Linked DNA regions of Homo sapiens: region 2 is linked to region 1. A link is an interaction called in ENCODE POLR2A ChIA-PET data of the cell type or tissue named here. Cell type or tissue: PC-9. All regions are shown on one strand.

The links. ChIA-PET counts read pairs that join two places held together with the same protein. Peaks named below come from ENCODE experiments on the same cell type or tissue, not always from the same donor. Only the 100,000 strongest peaks of a DNase experiment are listed, where the experiment ranks them.
Region 2: POLR2A ChIA-PET joins it to region 1 with 6 read pairs; 2 of 35 experiments call an interaction of 5 or more read pairs at or near these places.

The regions. Positions count from the first base shown.
Region 1 is chr2:233,558,884-233,563,883 of GRCh38, reverse strand. USP40 (ubiquitin specific peptidase 40) reads left to right here. Exons shown (of 32, transcript NM_001365479.2): 3 at 1,081-1,148; 4 at 3,960-4,073. Among named protein-coding and RNA genes, the nearest start is that of USP40, 5.4 kb to the left of the region's middle. In PC-9, no CTCF peak of the experiment used is centred here; no DNase peak of the experiment used is centred here; H3K27ac peaks cover 1,678 bases.
Region 2 is chr2:233,272,833-233,277,832 of GRCh38, reverse strand. ATG16L1 (autophagy related 16 like 1) reads right to left here. Exons shown (of 18, transcript NM_030803.7): 7 at 4,781-4,867; 8 at 4,056-4,112; 9 at 3,055-3,157; 10 at 160-265. It also overlaps SCARNA5. Among named protein-coding and RNA genes, the nearest start is that of ATG16L1, 24 kb to the right of the region's middle. In PC-9, no CTCF peak of the experiment used is centred here; no DNase peak of the experiment used is centred here.

The sequences.
Region 1 (5,000 bases):
AGGCAAGAGTAGTACTGAGAGTCCCAGGCCAACTTCCTCTCCAGCAGAGGGGATTGCTGGCCAAGCATATGATTTGACATCTTAGTGCACAATGTGCACTGCTTGTATAGCTTAGCCTGAATCCTGATGGTGACTGACAGGGAGGTATAATTTGGAAAGAATAAGGACTGTCAGAGAACTGGCGGGGGAAATTTTGGAATAGTATTTTAAATAATAGGGCTACATTGGGTTCCATTGTACTCCATTACAATGTAGCTGAGAGTACTGGGAGATTATTATAAAAGTTTTTGTATGGTTTTATGCTTTAACTTGTAGATTTGTAGTTCATTTTTGCCGAGTCCCAGCACTTAGAAAGAATATAACATTCATTAACAGTAAGCACTAGGGTAGCAATAGTTTTTCAATAGGGAGACACATTTATCCCATTCCTTGTATCCCTAGAGTATATCAGAGTTTCCCAGTAAGAGTTCCTACCTAGGCTCGGATACAGACTTCTCAAAAGATTCAGGTATGCCCCATTGGGTGGCACATCACCTAGATGTTGGGTGATAAAGAAATTCTGGAGACTCGCATGGGGTTGCCAACTTCTTTTTCCAGATAAGACCACTGCCATCTGTTATTACCTTCAACACGGAAAAGACATTTTCACACCAAAAAAAAGGGCATCTCAGAGTAAAAGAGGATCCTTCCCACGAAAGGATGTTTGTTAGCCTTACATGTGGCAGGAAAACTGCAACACTACTGTATTTCCTGAGATTCTTGGGCTTTTGGGACCTGATGCCATAGACAGTGGGAAGCCATGAAAGATTTCTGATGTTACTGTTTTTAGTTTTATGCATAAAGATTATTTTCCTTTCCTAGAATTAGGAAATGCTGAAGCCTTAGCATGACACTATTTTCTTAGAGTCACTGGTTAAAAATGTTACAAGAAAGTAAAGTGTATAGAGTAAGGTATAAATATTGCCACAATCATATTTCTGAATCTACTTGATTTTACTTAAAGGTGGTCTTGGCTTTCTAAAACAATTTTTTAAAATGAAATGATGTCATTTGCATCTCTGATTCTACCTTTTTCTTTAGAAGCTCTATTTTCTCTTGGCCCAGAAGAGCTTGGTTTGTTTGAAGATAAGGATAAACCCGATGCAAAGGTATTTTTATTATTATTATTATTATACTTTAAGTTTTAGGGTACATGTGCACAATGTGCAGGTTAGTTACATATGTATACATGTGCCATGCTGGTGCGCTGCACCCACTAACTCATCATCTAGCATTAGGTATACCTCCCAATGCTATCCCTCCCCCCTCCCCCCAACCCACAACAGTCCCCAGAGTGTGATGTTCCCCTTCCTGTGTCCATGTGTTCTCATTGTTCAATTCCCACCTACGAGTGAGAATATGTGGTGTTTGGTTTTTTGTTCTTGCGATAGTTTACTGAGAATGATGATTTCCAATTTCATCCATGTCCCTACAAAGGACATGAACTCATCATTTTTTATGGCTGCATAGTATTCCATGGTGTATATGTGCCACAGTTTCTTAATCCAGTCTATCATTGTTGGACATTTGGGTTGGTTCCAAGTCTTTGCTATTGTGAATAATGCCACAATAAACATACGTGTGCATGTGTCTTTATAGCAGCATGATTTATAGTCCTTTGGGTATATACCCAGTAATGGGATGGCTGGGTCAAATGGTATTTCTAGTTCTAGATCCCTGAGGAATCGCCACACTGACTTCCACAATGGTTGAACTACAGTCCCACCAACAGTGTAAAAGTGTTCCTATTTCTCCACATCCTCTCCAGCACCTGTTGTTTCCTGACTTTTTAATGATTGCCATTCTAACTGGTGTGAGGTGGTATCTCATTGTGGTTTTGATTTGCATTTCTCTGATGGCCAGTGATGATGAGCATTTTTTCATGTGTTTTTTGGCTGCATAAATGTCTTCTTTTGAGAAGTGTCTGTTCATGTCCTTCGCCCACTTTTTGATGGGGTTGTTTGTTTTTTTCTTGTAAATTTGTTTGAGTTCATTGTAGATTCTGGATATTAGCCCTTTTGTCAGATGAGTAGGTTGCGAAAATTTTCTCCCATTTTGTAGGTTGCCTGTTCACTCTGATGGTAGTTTCTTTTGCTGTGCAGAAGCTCTTTAGTTTAATTAGATCCCATTTGTCAATTTTGTCTTTGGTTGCCATTGCTTTTGGTGTTTTAGACATGAAGTCCTTACCCATGCGTATGTCCTGAATGGTAATGCCTAGGTTTTCTTCTAGGGTTTTTATGGTTTTAGGTCTAACGTTTAAGTCTTTAATCCATCTTGAATTGATTTTTGTATAAGGTGTAAGGAAGGGATCCAGTTTCAGCTTTCTACATATGGCTAGCCAGTTTTCCCAGCACCATTTATTAAATAGGGAATCCTTTCCCCATTGCTTGTTTTTCTCAGGTTTGTCAAAGATCAGATAGTTGTAGATATGTGGCATTATTTGTGAGGGCTCTGTTCTGTTGCATTGATCTATATCTCTGTTTTGGTACCAGTACCATGCTGTTTTGGTTACTGTACCCTTGTAGTATAGTTTGAAGTCAGGTAGTGTGATGCCTCCAGCTTTGTTCTTTTGGCTTAGGATTGACTTGGCGATGCGGGCTCTTTTTTGGTTCCATATGAACTTTATTTTCTCTTGGCCCAGAAGAGCTTGGTTTGTTTGAAGATAAGGATAAACCCGATGCAAAGGTATTACATCTATGATTTACTGGGGTGTTTTAGCGTATTCAGAAAATTTTTTTTAAAGAAGGAATTAAGTGGCTTGTTCACAAAGCAATAATTTTATTAATTATCAAATATGCTCTTTATTTCCAGAAAGTGACTTGGCCTATACCCTATGGGTAATGGAATTTGCCTTCCGAGAAAGAATCAGTTTTCCAAGTACAATACTGCTACTGCTTTATAAACATGTAACACTCTTTACTATGCTTATTCTTTCTTCTGGTGAAGGAAATATTTGCAGAACATCCACATTAGCTTCCCCCAGAAGTCTATTTAAAGCACTTTTTTTGCAACAATACCGACCTCTCCACCCCACACAAAAAAAAATAGAGGCTAGTATTCTTTCAATTTGGTACTCTGGAAATAAATTGAGTAATGAGTTAATTATTTTGTTTGTTATTGTGGTGATATTTAAAGTGCATATCTAATCATGTTCCTCCCTGCTTAAACATAACTCAAAAGTTTCTTACCATGTTCAGGCTCAAATTTGTACTTCTTAGGAGTCTTTCATGATCTAGCCCAGTACTTCTCAGGCTACCTGTGTGGCAAAGGACCTGTTTTTGTGTATTTCTTTTTATTCCCAATCTGTTGCAGATTAGCACTTTTCTAGTATATAATAAAAATGCCATGGGAATGTCAAATTGCCATTACAATTTCTAAATGCTTATTCTCCTTTAAATACTTAAAGTCTAGCCTACAGACCAGACTCTGAGCAACATTGCTCAGTCTGCCCCAGCCCTCACCACATCAAGTAAGGCAGGAACTCACTTGGAGCCAGGAGAAAGTGAGGCAGGGTGTGCTGAGAACTCCAGAGCGAGATACAGTATTGTGCCTGGAAAATTTCTACAGAGGGGAAATTGTGTGTATCAGAGGTATTTTAGAGAAATAATGGACTATTAGAAGAGATTCAAACTACTGTCAATCTGTAATCAGTTGAGTGGTTTATTAAGGCCTATTTGAGTTTTAATGTTTGTCTGAACCATATCAAGGTAGAAAACTCCAAATAACTATTATTTTTTAGATTGCATTATAATTTTCACAGAAGAACTGAATCATAATTAGTTTTTCCCTTATAATAGGATATTTATAAACTTTCTCCTGAATGAACTGGGAGATATAAAAAAGCTAGTATGCAGTTGTTTTCAAAAGCCTTAGTCAACACTTAAAGAATTCATTTAGAAATGTGTTTGTTTCTCATTCAGGTTCGAATCATCCCTTTACAGTTACAGCGCTTGTTTGCTCAGCTTCTGCTCTTAGACCAGGAAGCTGCATCCACAGCAGACCTCACTGACAGCTTTGGGTGGACCAGTAATGAGGTACGAGGATCAGCTCTTTAAGGAAGAGTTACCAGCAATAGAGGAAAGAATAAGGCTGGTTTAATGTTATCTAACTTCCTTTAATTTTGTCTTAGGGTCTCAACATATTGTTTGAATGTTTCCTTCTCACATTAAAAAATTACAAGCCAGAAATATATATTTTTAGACACTTGCTGTATACAGGATTTTATGAATGGCTGTGATTTGGGGCTGGGGAGAAGATTGGAAAAACGGGGAGAAGTACAAGAGCTGATTTTTACAATTTCTACCCTAAGAGTCTTTATGTAGTCTAGTTGAGATACAACACCGATTACATGGAGATTACCTACCATTTATATAGGAAACTGTTGATCAGTTTTTTAGTCTTTGACCAACAATAATGGATCAATTACATTGTAAGTAAATTTTTAAAAATTCTTTGTTTGTTATGTGCTTTGTGTTTGAATCCACATGTTCTGATTTGAAGGTTTGCTTCAGTCAAAAAAGTGAAATGGTTCTTGGCAGGTCTTTTTATTCCTGTCCTGACTTTCTCCTGACCTTCTCCATTTTCTTTATGAATCTTGTTGTATGTGGGCTTTCTCTCACTTTCCTGTTTGAGTTCTAAAAGGCATTCTACTGTATACGAACACTACACACTTGTCAGCAATGAGTAAAGGTGCTTGTTGCACATATTGATGAGCTGTTATAGCTATACAAATCCAAACAAATCCCAGTCTACCATTTTTATATGGAATAGATGGATGTAATCCTGCAAAGACAGGTATAGGCAACTGTCACAGAAGTTAAAGAGCAAACGATAGGAATACTGTTATATTGCCTTTAATGGTAAACTCTGAAGGGTAGTCTTCTAACCAGGAACACTTCTTAACTAGGTGATACTAACTATGTGATTAAGGAGGTAAGGCATGGACTTTCAAGCAAAATGGG
Region 2 (5,000 bases), 290 kb after region 1:
TCAAACGATCCCTTACATAAAATGTATGTTTTGAGAAAATGAACAATTCACAGTGCCTGAAAGCAAGGTCAACCAGATGCCAGCAACACAGCTTCTTTCTGCAGTGCAAGGGTGCATCATCTCAAGTTTTCAGTCTGAGAACATGCAGCAGGCTCTCACCTCCAAATACTTCCCAAAGCTTAACCCTGCGGTCCATGCCTCCAGTGGCCAGTAACCGGGAACCTGGACTGAACTGCACAGCGTTGACTTCCCCATCATGTGCATCCTGCAAGACAAGCACCCTGTGTCAAACCCAGTCATTCTCATCCCAAGAGCTCAAGATGCGCGAACACTCCAAATGCCTAATTCATGGGGAAACACTCATCCTTAAAGACAGGTGGAGCCAATCATAAACTAAACTGGACTCCTAGCCCAGGTCAACTAAGATTCTATTATCATTTTATTCTTCTAGTTACAGTTGCATTAGAGTGCAGTGCAACCTTCTCAAAAAGTACTCAAAATCTGTGTAGACTGCTTAAAGTTGGTCCTTGCATTAATTTCATCTGTTCTAACAATAATGGCCTATATTTATCTTAATAGTTTAAAAGTAAACCTAGAATTAATTTTGGTCCAGACTGAGTTAATACTACTTATTGATCTACTAGTAATTACTAATTTACTAATAATATTAAATACTACATATTTAAATAATGTATAGCACATGGCCTCTCATAATACAGCTTTCGCAATGAGTCCTAATATAAGTAGATGGCAAAAACATCAATCTGTGTTATAATGGAATTCTATGTAGTTCTTTCTGGAAACATTATGGGACTAGTGTGTACTGGCAGTGTGACCTCTGCCAAGTTTCTGAAATCTCAGTTTGCTCAGCTCCAGAAAGGTTTTTGCAACCCAGAATGGTGCCTGTTAATGCATAAGCCTTAGATAAAAATGACAGTCGTTATTTTAAGAGAATTTATATTCTTCACAGGGAAATTTCTAATACTGGCATAAACACTGGCAAAAGATGGTACTTATGTTCAGGATAAGAAAGAAAACCAAGTAAAAAAGCATCCTGGCTGGGTGCAGTGGCACACATCTGTGATCCCAGCACTTCGGGAGACCGAGGTGGGCAGATCGCATGAGCTCAGGAGTTCAAGACCAGCCTGGGCAACGTGGCGAAACCTCGTCTCTTAAAAACTAAAAAACAAAAATTAGCCAGGTGTGGTAGCGCATACCTATTGTTCCAGCTACTCAAGAGGCTGAGGTGGGAGGATTGCTTCAGCCCAAGGTTGAGACTGCACTGAGCTGAGATTGTGCTACTGTACTCCCGCCTGGATAACAGAGTGAGACTCAGCATCCCATTCTAGAATGGGAAAAGGGAATAATCGAAAAATTCACTATACTCTCTTAAGAAGATTATGGGCAGTAAAATATTTTTGGATGAAATATAATGCCTAGAATTGGCTTCAAATTGCTCCAGCATAAGTGTGGGGGGGAAGAGATACTGCGTATGTTTGGAAATTTCTATAATAGAGAAGGAAAAGAAAGACTAGAAAACATAGACTATCAATATGAGATTGTTAAGTAGATAATCACTTGTCTAAAAGGTCACTTGGGGAAGAGAATATGTGATATTTACATTTGCTTGGGACTAAAAAAAAATAAAATGCTTGAAGTATCACGGAGGGAGTGACTATTAACAGGCTGGGCAACAGGCATCACTTTGGTAACTTCATTTTCCACTTTGCCTCCCTCTTGTGACCCACTGCTGAAAAGTATGACAGGTGACCAAACCTTTTACCCCCATGAAATTTCCTTTTCTTTTTTATGGTTTCTTTCTCCTTAGGAGGTCTCAGATTGAAAACTTGAGATCATGCACCATCACACCCATGACTGCCACTCGTCAGTCTCCTGTGTAACTGGTTTTGTTGGATACTCGTCAGCTGTGAGCCGATCACTCTCAGAAACACACACTGACAGAATCCCAAATTATCAGCTGCTCCATGATCCCATACACATGACTTAAATGTGACGGGAGGGAAAAAATGGGCTGCTGGGAGTTGAGGGCAACAAAGGGACCGTGACATTCAGTGCAATCAGACCTTTTACCAATCATCATCGACCTCTGCAGGTGCCCGGTGCATCATGGAATCACAGGAGTGGAGTGGGACTGGGAAGGGGCGTTGATGCGCCCCATCCCAACTCCTCCTCCAAAGCGGAACTCTCTTTACAACAGTCAAGGCAGTTCATCACTCAGCCAGTCCACTGTGTAACTAGCTAAGTCCCTCCTTATACCTGGAACCCAAAGCTCCCACCATATAAATTCCATCCCATTTTTACGGCAAAATCTTCCCTGCTTTGAAAGCTGGCTCCTTTCACTTACCCGCTGCCAGTTATTAGGCCAGTACTGGAGTCAGTCCAACTCTCCAGGTTCTGTTCTTTGTGCTCTGTTTCCTACCCTCCTCATGCTTTGACAGTTCTGAGCCAGGTACTGAATGTTTCCCCAGGCTGGTTCAATTTCTGCTCAACTACCCCAGCTGGGATGCAAACTACCTGCTAGTACTAGGACCCAGCTCTGAACTCCGGGTGACAGCCCTGGTATCCATCACCGTGGCTTCTGCCCAGGACTGCTTCCAGTCATAGACCCCTAATGGCTGGGAGTCATACAGATAGGGATATAATTCATGAAACCAACAGCTGTCCTACTGAACTTCCATAATACACCACTGACTGGCAACTCACTCTAAACTGGAGCCAATTGGTGACAATAATTATATAAATCCCTCTCCCATTTTTCACAATCCCTAATTACTTTTCCTTTGCCCCATCCCTCATGCTAGCAATCCTTTCTCAGTCAGCTCTGCCATTACAGAGGATGGTTGTAACAAATTTTGTCCTCTGAAACTAAGCAAAATATATCAATTTCTCACAGCTGACAGAGCCAAAAGGTGGAAAGGCTTGATATAAGTAAAACAATGGAATGCTTAGCTGCAGGCCTAGAAAGGACCCTTTAATTGCCAGGCTCTGTCACCATATCAAGCGTGGTAGGGTTCGGGGCTGAAGCATACTTACGAAGACACACAAGGCAGTAGCTGGTACCCTCACTTCTTTACCAGAACCAGGATGAGTATCCACATTGTCCTGGGGGACTGGGAAGGAAGAGACAGAGCGTCTCCTAAGAAATAACATAAAGACAAATATTAGACAGGATTGCAGAGGTTTACTGCTCATCAAATTGTTAGAAAGGACTCCAAGACGACCTTGCTTAAGCAGACTGCCTCTGTTGATAGCCTGTCCTTCTAGATTCTTCAAACTACAGAACAATTCACAAAAAAATCAAAAGCACCCTCACTCAAATGAGAAAGAGAGCCAGCACATGCCTTACTCTCCTGCACACTAACCTGTGGACTCCAAAACCCAACAATGAAAAGCAATCCTGAACAACTGCTTACCCAGTCAATAAGCTGCTGGGAAACTTTCTCAACTTAATGTAACAGCTAGCTCAGAGGTAGCTCTTTGGTCTTTTTTGCAAAACTATTTTATTTCTATGCCTAGTTAGAATCAACCTCATCACTTGTGATCAATGTGGAGTCTAACGCATGCCAAAAGAAAGCAACAAGAGCATGAGTACTGTACAAAGTGTTCAACCTGGCAGCCCTGCTCTGAGGGCTCCCGGCATTCCTAGGAACATGCAAAGCATCCTCGTTAGCACGTGAACATCTGATGACTGAGGGCAGTGAAGCGGTGATTGGCATAATTGTTAAGGACCCACACTCACATGCTGGACTAAGAGAGGATAATAGTTTCACCTGGCAGCATCAGAAGAAGAATGATGTCCCAAAAGGGGAGACTCGGACAGACTAAAGGGAAAGGCCAGAGATCAGCACGCAGCGAGATTAAGAGGAAAGGAAGTTGAGGAAAAAAGGAAGAAGCTAAATGAAAAGCTGATATTAAGGCATATGTATACTCTGCATCACTGACACCTGGTGTACATTTAAAGAATAAAAATAAGTCATGTACATATACTTAGGTATACTTATACACATTTAAAAAGGAAAGGTCTTCTAACCTACCCAAAGATATTAGTGATAGAATCCAGAAGGCCTCCAGCAGGCTGCGAGAGTCGCTTACTAAAGAGGAGGGGAGGATAGGTTTAAACCTTAGAAACATTTTGCCCAAATAATCAATCAATAAACAGCCCACAAAAACAGGTAACTGGGAATATGTTTCCCACTTAGTTCCCAAACCCCAGCCAAGAGAAACCCAACACAGTACCAAACTGCCAGAAAACAGTGGGAAGGGAAAGGGAAAACCCAGCCTAGAAGTTTCAAAAGAAACAAGGTTCCCTAGTATTAAATTAATTTCCCTGGAAATAAAGCATTAGACAACTAACCTCACAATTCCTGGCTAACTAACTTCACAATTTCTGACTGTTAGTAACCAATCCCCACTCTTGAAGGGCGGTGCGGGCGGGGGGAAGCCCTAGTAAGAATGAAACAGGATGATCAAACCTAAACAATCATTCTGCTTAATAAGGTTTCACTGTCCATATTTGAGTAAGCCACTACATTTTTTTGTATTTAGAAGCATTTGAAGCCACCCGTGTTCTGCTTCCCTCCCATTAAGCAGAGGTGAACTGAGAAAGACTGGACACCTCTGTGGTGTGTTCGACGCTGGGTGTCCCAGAAAAGGGGTAAGGGGTTGGGTGCATCTGACTGCATTCTTTGTCATGTCCACAGATGTGCCTTCATATTGCTCCTCAAGCTGTCTTTTCCCTGGCCCAAACCTGCCTACTTACGTGGCTGCTCTGCTGATGGCTCGCACAGGAGAGGTCTCTTCTGTGTGATCAGAAGTTTCATCCACAATGACCTCAATGTCATCATCCCTGGAAAGAAAGGCAAGACATTCTTTGATTCTCCTGAACAGTTCTGTGATTAATCGGTTCCGCAAATGCTAATGTCATTTTCTAGTTAGATCCTAAACCACTTGGCTATGACAGCAATGCGTTAAAGATTCTT